Regions from separate parts of the Homo sapiens genome. Here region 2 is linked to region 1. Evidence: chromatin loops called from intact Hi-C (ENCODE). Cell type or tissue: Calu3. All regions are shown on one strand.

Evidence for each region. Peaks named below come from ENCODE experiments on the same cell type or tissue, not always from the same donor. Only the 100,000 strongest peaks of a DNase experiment are listed, where the experiment ranks them.
Region 2: it touches region 1 in a loop (1.9-fold over the local background); 2 of 110 quality-filtered maps call a loop at or near these places.

The regions. Positions count from the first base shown.
Region 1 is chr16:51,162,570-51,170,569 of GRCh38, forward strand. No RefSeq gene overlaps it. Among named protein-coding and RNA genes, the nearest start is that of SALL1, 15 kb to the left of the region's middle. In Calu3, no CTCF peak of the experiment used is centred here; DNase peaks (open chromatin) are centred at 1,822 and 4,782.
Region 2 is chr16:51,404,253-51,412,252 of GRCh38, forward strand. It overlaps LOC102723323 (a long non-coding RNA gene), which reads right to left. Exons shown (of 4, transcript XR_933558.3): 3 at 250-376. Among named protein-coding and RNA genes, the nearest start is that of HNRNPA1L3, 240 kb to the right of the region's middle. In Calu3, no CTCF peak of the experiment used is centred here; DNase peaks (open chromatin) are centred at 279, 4,189, 4,439 and 4,959.

The DNA of each region.
Region 1 (8,000 bases):
GGTGGGGATTTTCTAAGTGTACACATTTATTTATTTCTACAAGTTACATTTAAGACCAGGAATTAAACTGAGGTTTGCTTCTGTCAGGGTTCTTAGCTTCAGCAACAGAAACTGGTTAATTTAAACACTGAGAGGCTGGATGAATTGGCTCTCGCTGGCAATCCCAGCACTTTGGGAGGGCAAGGTGGGAGGATTGCTTGAGGCCAAGTGTTCAAGACCAGCCTGGGCAACATAGTGAGACTGAGTCTGTACAAAAAAATAAAAATAAAAAAGTAGCCTTGTGTGGTGGTGCATTTGAACGGGGCTCTGCCTCCTTCACACTCCCAGCTCAGCTCAGTTGCATGTGTCAGAGAGTTGCTAGGGAGACTCATCAGGTGCCATCTGCCCTCAGCAGAACCCTGGGATGTTTTCAGAAGAAAAGGGAGGGAGAAGGTATTGGCCTTTTACTGCACACTTTCCAGGACTCCAGCTGAGCACAGTACACCCATTATCTCAACACATTCCTCCAAGAACTCTGTCTAGTGTTTCTGTTTTCCCCATTTTACAGAGGAGAAAACTGAGACTCATGAGCAATTTCCTTGAAGTCATGAAGCCTTGGAGTTGCTTGATGCCTAAAACCAGGTCTCATGACATTTTTACAAGAAAATAAAAACTACATGATAACAAAAAAAGGCTTCAAGTTTTAGGAAGCCCAGGTGCAGAAGGATTTGGGGCAGGACTTTGGAGTTCCCAGCAGTGACCTGATCTGGGTCCCTGTTTTGGTTTAAGATGTTAGGAAGATACAGTATGAGGGTGCAGACTCATTAAAATCTCAGGAGCTGCAGTTGCTTTGTATTTTTTTAAATGGGTGGTCTTTAAATGCCTTTGATTTAGAACTGATGAAACTGATGGAGAGCTTAGAGCAAAGCTAACTCCACCCCAGTGAATGAAACTGTCTCTGAACCTCTGATTCTGGATGAGTTCATGACTGATGCCAGCCGCCAGTCTGTGTGACCCCTATCCTGCAATCCTGCTTTTAGTATGATTCAGTAGTTAGGATATGCAGAAACCTCTGTGTCTTCTTTTTACCCCAATGAGTATGGTTGAAAAGTAGTATGAATATAGGAGAAAGGGGCAGGATTTGGGAAAAGAATGCCTGAGTTAAAACTCTTATTCTGTTTATTAGCAGCGGGATTTTGCCCAAATTTCTTAATCTGGTAGAGCTTCACTTTCCTCCTATGTTGTAAACTGAGTGGCTTTATCTGGGTAGTCACCAGCTGGGCGGGGGTGGTGGCCAGAGGCCACCAGACTGTCAGCCCCACATGGGCAGGACATGTGGTAGGCATTCGAGAAATATTTATCAAATGGGTGAATCCAGAGAGTGAAGGGATGCTACGGTCCATCTGTGCACACTTTAACATGCTGACAGATGCTAGCAGCCTTGGATTCTTACCACAGAGCAGTATCTCAGACTTTAGTGCATTCACAGATAACCTGGAGAACTTGTTAGAATGAAGATTCTGAATTGCAAGGTCAAGGGTGGGGCCCGAGATTCTGAATTCCTTAATGAGCTCTGGGGTGCTGCTGTGGCTGTGGATCACGGACCACTCTTTGTGTAGTGAGAGTATAAATGAGTGGCCAGTGAGTCCACAAGTACATGTGTGGTTGAGTGGGATAGGGCAGGGGTCACCTTGACTAGTGATTTTCCAGTAGGAGCATGACTCAGTTCTCCAGCCCATCCTGTGTCAAGAAACATCCCCAGTCTGACAACACAGGACTGTCAGCGAAGAAAGAGCACACTCTCTGTTTCCCCTGCAGCAGTGAGGGCAGCCTGGCCATGCTACTTCTTGTTTGCCATATTTGGTGAACATGATGGCTGTGGCTGTCTGTTACTGTGAGTCACCAGCCCGTGGCACCAGCATTAATTGCCATGAATACTTGTTAGAGATGGTGGGTGTCCAGTACCAGGCATATGGTTGGTATGTGATAGGCACTCAAGAAACAATAGCTGCTGTGATGAGGATGATGATGGTGATGATGATTATTTTATGAAGTCCTTTCACATCTCATTTAGTGTTCTCAGGAACACAATGACATGGGTAATAATTGTGCAGTGTTTGTTTATCTCTGGATCCTGGATATACCAGGCTTGTTCCCACCTCCACACCTTTGCTGGGAGCAATGGTTTTCAGATGGGAGCAACTTCCATCCCCAGGGACATTTCGCAATATCTGAAGACATTTTGGGTTGTCATGACTGAGGGGTGCTACTGGCACCTAGTGGGTGGAGACCAGGGAGGCTGCTGAACACCCTACACTGCACAGGACAGCCCCCCCTCCAAAGCAAAGAATTAGGCCACAAATGTTAACAGTGCCGAGAGTGAGAAACCCTGGCTTAGATGGTTCTTCCTATAGAGATTACTTCCCCAATTCTACCGTGGAATATTCTATAAGCTTGCTAAACTGACTTTGGAGTGAACACGTGTTATGATGTTGTCTTAATTTTTAAAGCCTAGAGTCTCTTAGTGGTACAAGTTTAAACTAGAGGCCTGCAGAGGCTTCCTCACTGTCCCCTCACCCTATACCCCCCACCCCCAACTTTTACAGTAGGGACATGAGAGGGACAATTTCATATTCCCATTTAAGATGTGAATGGAGGGTTGGAGAAAGGAGCCTCAGTGGGTATATGCTTGTGTCATCAATTTCAGAACTAGACCACAGTTCTTTGTTCGCTATCTACCCTCCCTAACCAAGACCAGCAAGGGATGCCAGCCCAAACAAGGAGGCAGAACTCTTAGGCCCACCTTGGCTGTAACATCCACAATAGTTTTTGTTTTTTCCAAACACAGCAAAAGGGACTAAAAAAAAATTAGCATTGTAAGGAACTAGTTTGGCAAAATAATGCATTTTCCTCTCCAAAAAATAAAGAAGGACTGATGAGGTATGGCCTCCCTCTAGGAATTTAATATGGAATGGATCTTGACAGCACATGGGTTTTTGCACCACCTTCCTGAGAGCCAGGAGCTGCTACAAAACCTCCAGCAGCATTCCCCATTCCACACAATGCACAGGAATAAAATGCAATGATCCTTACAGGTGGCCTGGCTAGTACCGGTGAGCCTGGGAAAAAGGTGGTTTGTTTGTTTGTTTGTTTGTTTTTTGAGACGGAGTCTCGCTCTGTTGCCCAGGCTGGAGTGCAGTGGCGCAATCTCAGCTCACTGCAACCTCTGCTTCCCAGGTTCAAGAATTCTCCTGTCTCTGCCTCCTGAGTAGCTGGAATCAGAGGGACCGCCACCACACCCGGCTAATTTTTGTATTTTTAGTAGAGATGGGGTTTCACCATGTTGGCCAGGCTAGTCTCGAACTCCTGATCTCAAGTGATCCACCCACCTTGGCCTCCCAAAGTGTTCCGATTACAGACATGAGCCACCTTGCCTGGCTGGGAAAATCTTTTGAACAACATAAGGAAATGTCTATTGGGAAGTGGAGTGCAGATGGCAGGCAGGGAGCACGTTGCCTCCTGGAAATGGTTCTTTTGCTGCGAGCTCATGCAGGAGATGTTTGTCAGAGAGGGGTAGATGGCCCACAAAGGGAGGAGCCTCAATTCTGTCTCCAGCAGCCTTTTATTGCTAGTGATAGGTGCCATCAGTGTCTGGCCTGAGGAATGGTCGTGCTCGCAGGCACCTCTGTCAAGTATCCTATTGATCTGTGCTTCCTCTTCCCTGGAACAAAGGAAGAGTAGTAAAAAAGTCAGGCACTGCTGGCTGGGGAGGGTGGTGGTGTGGGCTCCCTGGGGTGAGCTTGTGCTTGGTCATCCTCACAGCTGCCCTCCCTCCAGAACCGCAGATCCTCACCATACTGGTCCCCACAGACATAAGCCCAGCTCACAGTGACCTCTCAGAAAGATGCATGCCTTTTCTGATGTTTCTTTCTCATTGAAGTGGTGGTGGTGATTCATTTTTCTACCATTGGTGCATTAGATATCTGTTAAATAGGATTGAAAGCAATTAATCTGGAGCAGAACACCTGAATATCCCATTCGTAAATAATTGTTTTTCTTGGTGCCCCAGCATTGGTGTGTGAGGGAAGATTTACAAGCCTAAAGCCTATAGGCCAAACTCGTAGAAAAAAAGTGTGGACCCAATCCTCTGACTGTACATATGAGATTAAATGGCCATGATTCATATATTGCCATAAGCACCCAGGGGACATTTTTATGGCATGTTCATAAGAGTTTATAATGTAGAAGAGACAAGATCCACCACTAGCCCCCACCAGGGCATAAAACCCATCTTCCAAATAAAAACACAAAGGCACTTTAGCAAAAGTTCTGTTGCGTGGCTGTTAAAATGGCAGAGAAAAGTCTGTTGAGCATAGGGCAGGCTGAAATTAGTGTCCGAATGTGTAAGTGTGTGTTTGGAAGGAAGGGCATCTCTGGAGCAATATTGCTAAGTTATGGCTGCATGGCTAAGGACCCTGCCAAACCTGGGGGTGAGTCATGGCTCTATTACCTGCTAGCCATGTGACCTTGGGCAGGTCATTCAAGTACTCTATGCATCAGTTTATTAATGAACAGAATAGTACCTGACCTCCTAATGTTCTTGCAAGGATTCCATGAACTCGTGTTTACAAAATATTAAACCTGTCCCTGGAGCATAATAATAGCTCCATAAACGTTAGAGAGGAGAAAGACATGCTGTTGATGATGATGGTGGTAGTGAGGTTGATGGCAATGATCCCTGGTGTCTGGAATGTATCAACTTACAAAGTACAGCCACGTGCCTCAGTCATCTGACTCGTTCCTCTGTCAGTTAAGGAACAGGTTCAACCACTTCGAAACATGCTTGATGGTGCAGACAGCCAGGTAGAGCAGTTGTAGGACATGTCCCTGGGACAGTCACTTGTCCACTGGAGCTGGTCTCGGATCTCTGCCCTCAAGCCCCTGTTCCCTCAGTGCCCTGACTCCCTCGTGCTGCCCATTGGCTGTGTGTCCAGAGACTGTAAAGTGATTTTAACATCAGGACTAGCACACCATGGTTAAGAAGGAGAACTTGCTGCCAGCATTGCCACTCAACATTTTTGTTTGTTTGGATTTGGCTTTTGGAGGGTCTGTGCCTCCATGCTGTTGTGTTCATCACATGTTGCCAATTTGTGGTGAATGTGGCAAGCGTGAGACTCCAAGCAGCCAAAGTTAAGTGTAGAGGGGAAGTTTGCCAATTCAGCAACTGGGATACTGTGTACCCTTTTTGGTCAATCAAAACCTTGTGTTGAACTAAGATCATCCCTTCATGGGGGCCATCTGAATCTGTACTCATCTCAATAGCTAACGTGTATGGAGCCCGGCTTTACAAGAGTGATTTCAGTGAAGCTTCGCCACAGCCTTATAAAGAAGACCCTTTCATCTGCCAGCATTCTTGGCTGCAAGCAACAGAAGCTGACTTGCTTTCTCAAAATGAGAGAGTTTATTGGAAGGAGGTTGTCAGAAGCTGGAGCACAAGGTTGTGAAAAGGAAGGGGGATTCATGGAACCCCAGAGAATCAGGAAGGCTGTTCCATGTGAAACCTCTGTTACTACAATCAACAAAATTTCCAGTCATCTCCACGGCCTGGAGTCCCTCAGTTGGGATTTGCTGAGCTTACTTCAAGACCTGCCATTTGGCTGGGCCAAGGCAGGAAAAAGAGATCTTGTCTGTTAAACAACAAGAGAACTTAGCAGGCTCTATCTTTCTCCAAGACTATATATCATTGGGGGAGCTCCCCAAAAAGTTTTGAAGGTGGGGGACTGGATTCCAGATAGTCCAAATTGACCAATCACCACCACAGTAACATTAATGTCCCTATTTACAGATTAATACACTGATGCTCAGAAGAGTTGGGTAAATTGCTCAATTTCATACCAGCAGCAAGTGGCAGAGCTGAGATTTTCACTCAAAATTGTTGCTCTTTTTTTTTTTTTTTTTTTTTCCACAGAGTCTTGCTCTATTGCCCAGGCTGGAGTGCAGTGGCATGAGCATAGCTCACTGCAGACTTGAACTCCTGGGCTCAGGCGATCCACTCCCGCCTTGGTCCCCCAAAGTGCTGAGATTATAGGCATGAGCTCCTGCACCTGGCCACTGCTCTTCCTTTAATTAGAGAATGCATTGGTTAGGATGAGTTCAGCTGGCAGTAATAGGATGCACTACTCAAACGGACCTAACAGCATGGACATTTATTTGCTCCCACACTCAGAATTAATCCAGGGCCTTCATCATGACATCAGGGACTTGTAGCTGCTTCTTCTGAAGGCTGGGTCCCCTCACGGCTTCAGGGTGGCAGCCACAGGCATCAGAGCTCTTTGCTTCCCTGTTCACATCATGTTGGGGGAAGTGAGAGTGGACTTTCATACTCTCTGTCTCTCTCTTAAGTGCATGAAATACCTTTCTCAGAAGCCTCTGGCAAACCTCTCTTTAAGTCTTATTGGCTGGAATTGGATCACACGTCCACTACTAAACCACTTGCTGAGAGTGATTAACCTCAGACCTACCACAGGAGCTGGATTCAAACCCCAAACTACATGGCCTTTGCAAGGTGACAGGGTGGTTTAGCTGTTGGGGAGTTGACCATGGTCCACTACGAAGAATAACAATGTATATGTTTAACTCCTCTTTTATATAGAACAAGGACCCAGGCCAGTCAATATATTTACCATACTGATACCTGTGGTCAAGTTTAACTCTTTCTCTAGCTAGTAAATGCTTTACCTCATAGCAGTAGTATAAACAGAATGAACATAAATTATTTCTTCATTGTTCTTCCCAGCCTGGACTTTAACATCTCACTGATCTATGGCCAAAAGACATCTATTACAGACACCTTGCTCTGGAGCTTGGCTAACCACCTTCCATTATCATTAAGGCTCATGTTATTTTCTGATGTTTTTAAACATAGTTTGTGACTTGACTTCCTTCTAATATAATGATGGCACCATCTATGGGTGACTCTCGGTTTGAGGTAGGGGCAAGGGTTGGATAGAGAAGAAACTCCCCCAAAGGTGTGATACTTTGTAAGCATAGCGACTTCCCAGAGCAGTATTGCAGAATTCAGAGGCCATGGGTTGCAAGTAACAGAAACTCAAGTTGAGCCAGTTTATGGAAGAGGGAGACTAAAGAGGAAGACTTTTCTGGAATATCCCAGAAAAGATGCAACAGGACCTAATGGAATGAGGGGTTCAAATGGGATCAGGACAAGTGATCTTTTTTTCTGCTTCCCGCTGGGCATCTGCTCATCCTATCCACTTGCACACTGGCTTCTTCCATTTCTGACACCCTCATGGAAGGAAATGTGGCTACCAAGAACACTTCACGCCTTGCTTGAAGGTACTGGAGGCTTTCTTTTATTTTAATTTCAAGGATTCCTGAAAGATCTCTTTTTGGCTCAAAGTGACAGGTGCCAACCCCTGAGGCTGTGGTCAAGAGTCAGGTTGGACTTGCAGGGTGATTCCCCTGATGACCATGTAGAAGATGGGAGATGGGGAGTGATGGGACAATTCCTGGAAAAGAAGTCCTGGGAGGACAGTCCCATAGGCTGCATCATAATCATCTAGTGCCATTGAGGGGAGCAGGTGGCAGGAGAAAAAGAAGGGAATTCCCCTTGTGATTCTGTAGACTTGGCTGTGCCTGCAGTTTTCCAAGGCAACTAGAGAGCTCTGTCTTCTCACCACTTCTTCTGGAGGATTCCCTGAGGAAGCTGCTGGATCTTTCAGAAGGTGCTGATGAACAGAGCTGGGCGAATGGGCATGGCATAGTCCATGCCCTTATGAAGACCAAAGGCTGGCTGGGGAGAGAGATGTGTGCTCAACTCAGGGCCTTCACTGGGCTTCCAGAGGTCCTCTGCTGCCACACTCACTGTATATGGTGACAGCTGTCTATGGGTGGATTTTTTTTTTTTAGATGGAATCTCACTTTGTCACCCAGGCTGGAGTGCAGTGGCATGCTCTTAGCTCACTGCAACTTCCGCCTCCTGGGTTCAAGTGATTCTCGTGCCT
Region 2 (8,000 bases), 240 kb after region 1:
GAAAGGTAGGATTCAGGTGCTGAAGTGGCATCATCTGATTTCTCTCTCTCTCTCTTTCTCTCTCTCTCCTTTGTGCATTTCCCTCTCTGCTTTCCTACATTCAATCATTGGCCGGGCTTTCCCATTGTGATGATGACCAATAGATTCAGGTTACATTACGTTATACCAGCCCAGCACTCCCAGGGCAGAGAGAGAGCCCTTTTCTCTAAAGTTTCAGCAAAGATCTATGAAAAATTGTCTTTGGCTCACCTTAAGCACATGACCTCTCTGAGTTGGTCACTCTGGAGAGGGGGATGCACTGAGAGAAGGGCCAGGTCTAGGTTACACAACACCTTCAGATCTTGTGGATGGCATTAGTCACCAGGAACTCCATGGACTGAGAAAAGGAAAGTGCAAAAGAAAAGTGAATGTTTCTGCAAAAGAAAAGTGAGTTCTATTAACAAAAGCAGAAACAAATGCAGACTGGAGAAATCAACAAGCATCCTCTAGGGAGACTCACCAGTTCAAATGAAGGAATTTTTTTTTTTTGAGACTGAGTCTTACTCTGTCACCCAGGCTGGAGTCCAGTGGTGCAATCTCGGCTCACTGCAACCTCCACCTCCCAGGTTCAAGCGATTCTCCTGCCTCAGCCTCCAGTAGCTGAAATTAGTCACCATGCCTGGCTAATTTTTGTATTTTTAGTAGAGACGGGGTTTCACCATGTTGGCCAGGCTGGTCTTGAACTCCTGACCTCAAATGATCCACCCGTCTCGGCCTCCCAAAGTGCTGGGATTACAGGCATGAACCACAGTGCTGGCCAAATGAAGGAATTTTTGGCTCCCATCTCCTCACTCTAATCTTATTGTGTCAGTTGAGTTCTGTCTTTTCTCCCGCTTGATGGAAAGGCAATACAAATCATATTCCACAGCCATCTTCACATAAAAGCTTGGGGAGGTCTTGCTCTGAGTTGGGAAGAAGGAGGTAGGGGAGGTGTACAGGAGAAAGCAAGTGAAGTGATTCGGTCCTCTGTTCATTAAAGCGGGTAAGATCAGAGTAGTCACATTCATCTCATACATCTGAATCCCCATAAAAGATAAGGTAAACCCTGTAAGAAGAAAAATGCCCCAGGCCCTCAAGTTTGGGGTTCCTAGGAAACAAGCATATTAGGGAACTCACTGGTGTTAATGAAAGAAAGAAATACCACCAAGCATTTTTAGACAGTTGACTTTGTCATTCATTACCTGTGTGATACTGAATAAGTGTGGCACATGCTGATGGATAGCTGAGCCAATCCCTGTTCAACCTCCTTTTTCCAAGGGAGGAAGCTGTGGCCAATGAAATGTAGGAAAAAGTCACTGGGTGGGGCTTCTGGAGCTACAGCAACCATTTTGTAATAATGAAAGTGAACAGCATACACAAAGTCTTAATGTAAAATCAAGAGGGTTTTTTGTTCGTCTGTTTGTTTGTTTTGGGGTTTTAGTGTTTCCATGCTGGCTTAACTAGCTAGATAACGGCTATCAGTGTTACATATAATAACATTGATTTGCACACCACTTTCTGGTCGCTTTTCCATTTTCTCAAACTGGTGGGAGCTGTTTTTTGAGTGTGGAGTGATCATTTAAAACAAGCTTGTCCAACTCGGGACCTGTGAGCCACATGTGGCCCAGGATGGCTTTGAATGCAACTCAACACAAATTTGTAAATTTTCTTAAAACACTATGAGATTTTCTTGAAATTTGTTTCCTTTTTTGTTTAGTTCATCAGCTATCAGTACTGTTAGGGTATTTTATGTGTGGCCCAGGACAATTCTTCCTCTTCCAATATGGCCCAGGGGAGCCAAAATATTGGACACCCCTGATTTAAAATAAAGATCTTTGCTCCATTCAAATTCTAATTTTGTAATACATTTTAAAAAACTTATTATTACTGTTTGGGTCCTGAATCTTTTAAAAAATGTTTCATGGTAATTTGAGGAAACTTTCCTATGAAACTTTGCTACATTTCTTGAACATTCACTTTGTTTTGGAAGTTGCCAAATTGTATTACTGTCTATAAAGAAAAAAATGTCTAAGCTGGGTGCAGTGGCTCGCACCTGTAATCTTAACACTTTGGGAGGCTGAGGTGGGTGGATCATTTGAGCTCAGGAGTTTGAGACCAGCCTGGACAGCACAGTGAGACCCCAGCTTTCCAAAAAAAAAAATACAAAAATTAGCCAGGCATGGTGGTGTGTTCCTGTAGTCCAACTATTTGGGAGGCTGAGGTGGGATGATTGCTTCAGCCAAGAAGGTCAAGTCTGTAGTGAGCCATGAATGCACCACTGCACTCCAGCCTGAGTGACAGAGAGACCCTGTCTCAAAAAAAAAAAAAAAAAATCTCTGAAAAGATTATGCTTGGTGTTTTCCTTAGCAGTCACACAATTCCAGTTATCATGTTTTCATGGTGAAGTTAGAAAATAAAAGAGAGTTATATTTCTAGCTGTAGAAACTATATTTGTTTGTTGTCATTTAAGTGGCCTGTCTGGTACTCTACCATGACCGTACTTCATGAGAGTAACCAACAAAACCTGAATGTACTTAGTGTGTGGTAGGTGCTCATAGGCCTGAGAGACAGATGGCGGTTATGATGAAAGACAAGAAAGACATTGATCTTCTGCTTTTAATTTGTGAAACAGCAAGACATCCACCAAGACGACATTTTGAGGTGGAGGTGTTTCCTATGTTGTGTCAGCTATTCTTGTATTTTAACAGAATCATAGAATATTGATGGGAAGGGCATAATTACTAGGAAAAAAATCATAGAACATTGATGTTAAGGAACAATGTTAAGGTCTACCTAGTCCAAAGCCTTCCTTTTACAGAAACAGCCCCGGATGCCCAGTGAGGGAAAATGACCTGCCCAAGGTCACATGGCCAGTTAATGATAGAGCCAGGAGTAATGCTTGGGTCTCTGAGATTTGCTGTTATTTAATCCCATCTTAACGGCTATGATCAAAGGACATAGTTTCTCTCACACATAAAGAAATAACTTGACTTTTTTAAAAAGCTGGCTAGGTGACTAATGAACTATGTCTACCGTGAAGTGGGTATCCTTAGTCAACTGCCAAGGCCTGTTTGTGCATGTGCTTTTATTTCTGCGTGACAAGCCCTCATTTGGATGCACAGTGAACACACATACCCCTGTGGAAAGATCATTAACTGAGTTGTGGTGGGGCCCACCGGTGGTCAAACCACATGTTTGTGTGTGCACAGGTGGAAATGATGGTCATTCTGAAAGTGTTCACCTCCTACCACCTTGGGGCTGTGTCTCAAACATAGAAGTTCCCTCTCCTGGGTAGTAACCCTCTTGTCTTAATTAAAAAACAAAATCTATACTTGCAGATTGATATCTGCCTATCTATCATCTATCTTCCTCTGATATATGTGTTTGTGGGTGTGCTTGGTGTGTATGTTTGTGCATGTGCATGCACTTACATATATAAAATGACAAAGAGATACATATTTTCTTATCAGATGGCTTTGTCAGGGATCTTGTGAAAAAAAAATAGGCATACACATACAGTTTTTAACCCAGTTATGACCTTCTGCATCAAAATTGGGTTTTGTAGGGTTTGGTAAATTACATTGCAATCTACTACTCATTCTGACATTAAGTATAAATGAAATTAAACTGTAATGAACAGAAAACACAGCTTTAAAGAAAAAAGAAGACATTAAAAGAGAGGCTGCTGGACTATATGCCCTTTCTGAATACTGGGGCCTCAGATTTTGTTTCTTTTTAATTTATGTTTGTGCCATTTGAACCCCCCTCCACAAGCCCCTCCTGGAGCAGCCTGGACAGCCCTTATGAGGTGAGACATCAAGCCCTTCTGATTCACAGCACTGTAGGGCAGTACTACTGCCACAGATAAGTTGAGCCTAAGCCACATAATTTTAGGATCTACTTTAAAATGAGAGCCCGGGCTTAGAATTTTTCTCCAAATTCTGAACATTATAAGCCAACAATGAGAACAACAACAACAGCAACAACAACAGAAATAACCCAAAGCAAATGCCCCCCAGTTCTTTTTGCCCTAATTTTTCACCAATATCAAACTCTTAACTTTCTGAATGTACAAAGAGATTCTTATTTTAAATCCAAGAAAGAAATGACCTCTTCAAATTCATAATGAGGTATGCATTGAACGGAACACAGCCCAAGGTGAGTCATTCATTAATCATAAACAAAACAGCCCCTGATCAAGGACACATAAGCACACACTGTAAAAAGAGGCCAGGTTACCCAATCCCTTTATTTAATATTAACTACATTATGTTTTTCATGTGAGTTCTGAGAAGGTGATTTTCTCACTTTATTTGTAGCCAGCTCAGTGTGAATGGATAATTACTTCCCTTAATGCTGTTTCCCCTGAAGGTTAACCCTGTTCAACAAGACACGATTGAATCTTGCCTCTCACGGTTGGGTGGGGCTGGAGTGGGGGGAAGGGTCTGCATCCGTAGCTAAAGACTTTTAGCTGGAATTCTTCAAGGATGAAAACATCCGCCAACAGGAATATTTCAAATGACATGAATAATATTTGTGATTAATAACAGCTAACCAGAGAAGTACAATCCAAGAAATACATGATTAGCTTATTACAGACATCTGATGTGCTAATTATCTTCAAAAATTTCATTGCTGATGACTGTTTTGGCAGAAATTTGAGCAAGGGAAGAGGAAATTTAAACTTTTATGTAAGTTGGAAACAAAGCATTTGGGCAATTGGACTTTAGAAGACCTGGGAATGGTATTTGGTATTTAATTCTGTCTGATGAGGAGGAAATTAAATAATGAGAATAGAAATCAGTGTGAAGATTGAAACTTGAGTCAACGAGAACTTGGCCGTCATTGTCAGAAGCTCTTCCTTACCTTCCTTGACAAAAGGCTCCTGGCCCTGAAATGAACGGGTAACATGATGCGGTTTGGCAAGACTTGCCTGGGTGCCAGTCATGGGTGTGTATCACTGCTTGTGGAAGACCAACAGTTCCCTAAGGATTTGCTTCTCATTCCCAGTGGAGACCTCTGCAGCACCAGCTACTTTCACTGAAGCATCACAGAATATCCTAACACATGGTAGGGGACCCAGGAGAAAGCCATACAGCTACTTCTGGGAGGAGCCTGGAGTACACACTCTCATTTTACTGATAGAAAAGCTGACTCCCAGAAAGGATGAGCAAGTTAGCAAAGATTTCAAAAGGATGATTGAATTCAGGCCACAGATAGCCAGCCATCTGCTGTGGGAATAGTGAACTGATATCACAGGGCCATTTGCGTAACCACACATGTTCTCTGTCTCACTTTCCAGAAGTTTACAATCAAGAAAGACATTTTGATGTTGATGGCAAACAAAGTAGGCTTAAAACACTCCTCAATTCAACTGCAAAGAAGGAGAGGCAGACTCTCCAGCAGGGAGACTCCCCATCTCCAGCCCTCCTTTCTGTAGCTTCATTGCCAAGGTGCTCCTTCTTTTGTTTCTTTCTCTACCATCCCCTAAGCGGATTGGGGTATCTTTGTATTCTATTAAGTAGGTGCAAAAGTAATGCAGGTTATGCCATTATTTTCAATGGCAAAAACTGCAATTACTTTTGCATCAACCTAATACATTCTGGAAGAAAAGAAGCAGGGGTCACAGCAGGCAACTGCCCGGGGTAGTGATCAAGACCAACGTGCACCTCCCAGCCTGGACAGGAGTAGTCAGATTTATGATTCTGATCCCCAGAAAACCAGATAATCCGCATTAAGCAAAGGTCCGCAAAACAATGAGTTTATCAGAGCAAACCAAGAGTTAAAGCAGAATGCTCCACTGAATGCAACTTAAGCCTCATGAGGACTGAGACCTGTGCTACCTTATTTACTGCTCTATCCCCCTTCAGACCCCTCACCCACTGATCTAGAACTGGTCTGACCCAGATTAGGCACTTATTTCTAGAAAGAACAACTGATTTGAACATTTTGAGCACCTACGTGGTGCCAGGCTGCTAGGCAACTATAAAAGAGACAAAACCACTGCCCTCAATGAGTTCTCAGTGAATGCAAACAGAAGAGAAGGTGATGAACCCAGTGGACTAGTGGCCAAGGGAGTGGACTCCTGGTGGCCAGATTAGTTCCTTAACTCTGCCATTTATTGGCTGTGTGACTTTTGACAAGCTAGTTACCATCTCTGATCTTCCATTTTCTCAAATGGAAAAAGTGGAGAGTAATAATCCTAACATATATAGAGGATTCTGTGAAGGCTATGAAATCACAGACGTACAGATTCAGCACAGAGGGGTAACTAGAAACAGAGAAGAAGTCAGCTAAATGACTACTTCAGTTGTCGCCAAAGCTGCAATTGCAGTTGCCTTGTGTGTTGCAGGCAGCTTTGATTGAAAAGTTAATCAGTAGGCTTGAGTCTCTATCAATAAAAAGGAGAGAGATTGATTTAAATACTTGATGATTCTTTTTAAAAAAGCCCTAAACCCCAAACACCTTAAAACATAAGTGATAGTGAATCAAGAGACAATGAAAGATGAATAATGGCATATTTTCATCAGAAAAATACAATTTTCAAGAAGAAAGTGGCCTCAGGGACCAGCCACGGTGGCTTATGCCTGTAATCCCAGCACTTTGGGAGGCCAAAGTGGGAGGGATAATTTGAGCTCAGGAGTTCGAGACCAGCCTGGGCAACACGTCAAAAGCCTCTGTCTATTGAAAATGCAAAAAATTAGCCAGGTGTAGTGGTATGCACCTGTAATCCCAGCTGCTAGGGAGATTGAGGTGAAAGGGTCACCTGAGGCTGCAGTGAGCCATGATTGTGTCATTATACTCTAGCATGGGTGACAGATGAGACCCTGTCTAAAGAAAATGGCTTCAGGAGTGAAAATTCAGTCTTGATGTGGAACTCTGAGAAGGAAGATGGGTATGAAAGATAGGAGAGTGGCTGATAACTGGTTGGGTGGGTGTTTATGGGTGCAGGATGAGCCAGTGCCTGCCAGAGCTCCCTGATATCATGTTCACCTCCATCCCACACACCCTACTCTGCCCCAAGGTACTCTGAGGGCTCAGAGGGTGTAGATGAGATACTCTTCTCCTTGGCCCAATCACATAATGGTGAACAGCTTAAGATGAGCAACAGCTAAGCATTCAGTAGAGAGGAAGAGCTTTGTAGGTGGAAGAGAACTGGCAAGGCTTCCTGGAGGAGGGGTATTTGCATGGGGTAGTGAAAAATGGGCATTTCAAAGCGAGAAGTATATTGAAGTCATCAAGTTCTTTTTTTTGAAGTCATCAAGTTCAACCTTTTAGCTGATAATTTGAAAAAAGGATCAACACATCAGGTGGTAAAAAACAGGCAAAGAAATGCAGTGTTATCTCTCAGTTTCCAGTAGGTTCTCAGGATAGCTTCATTGGCCTTCAGTAAACTGCTGGTGGTGGAATGGTAATAATAATTAGCAGTTAGTAAGTGTTTACCATGGCCAGGCTCCATACCAGGTGCTTTTCAGGTAGTCTCTTATTTACTTTTCTCAATCACCTTGGGAAGGCACTAATTTAACTGCATCTCTCATTTTATAGATGAGGAAACTGAGCTTCGAGAAGGGAGAGTAACTAGTCCTGAGTCACACAGTTGGTGAAATGTGGAGCTGTCTTGAAAGTTCATGGGTTCACCTACTGCACTGCTTGAAGAATATTTCGGTGTATTACAAATCTGTTCAGAAGCAGAACAGAGAAAACAAAAATCTCCAACAGCGTACACAGCTTATTTGCTAGCAATGTACATGCACATCAAGTGCTTAACACAGTGCCTGACATGGTAAGTCCTTTCTACATCTTAACAGAGATTTGCTTTTATTAATGAGTTATTTACTTCAGAGTCAAGAAGACAACCGGTACTCAGTAAATGGCAGGTGTTGCCATAATGACTGATACGATCAACATATGAGCCCTATTCCCTATCACCTTCCCCTATATAATCAAAGTCCTTGCCACTTTTGGTTTTTCCCTACCATTTC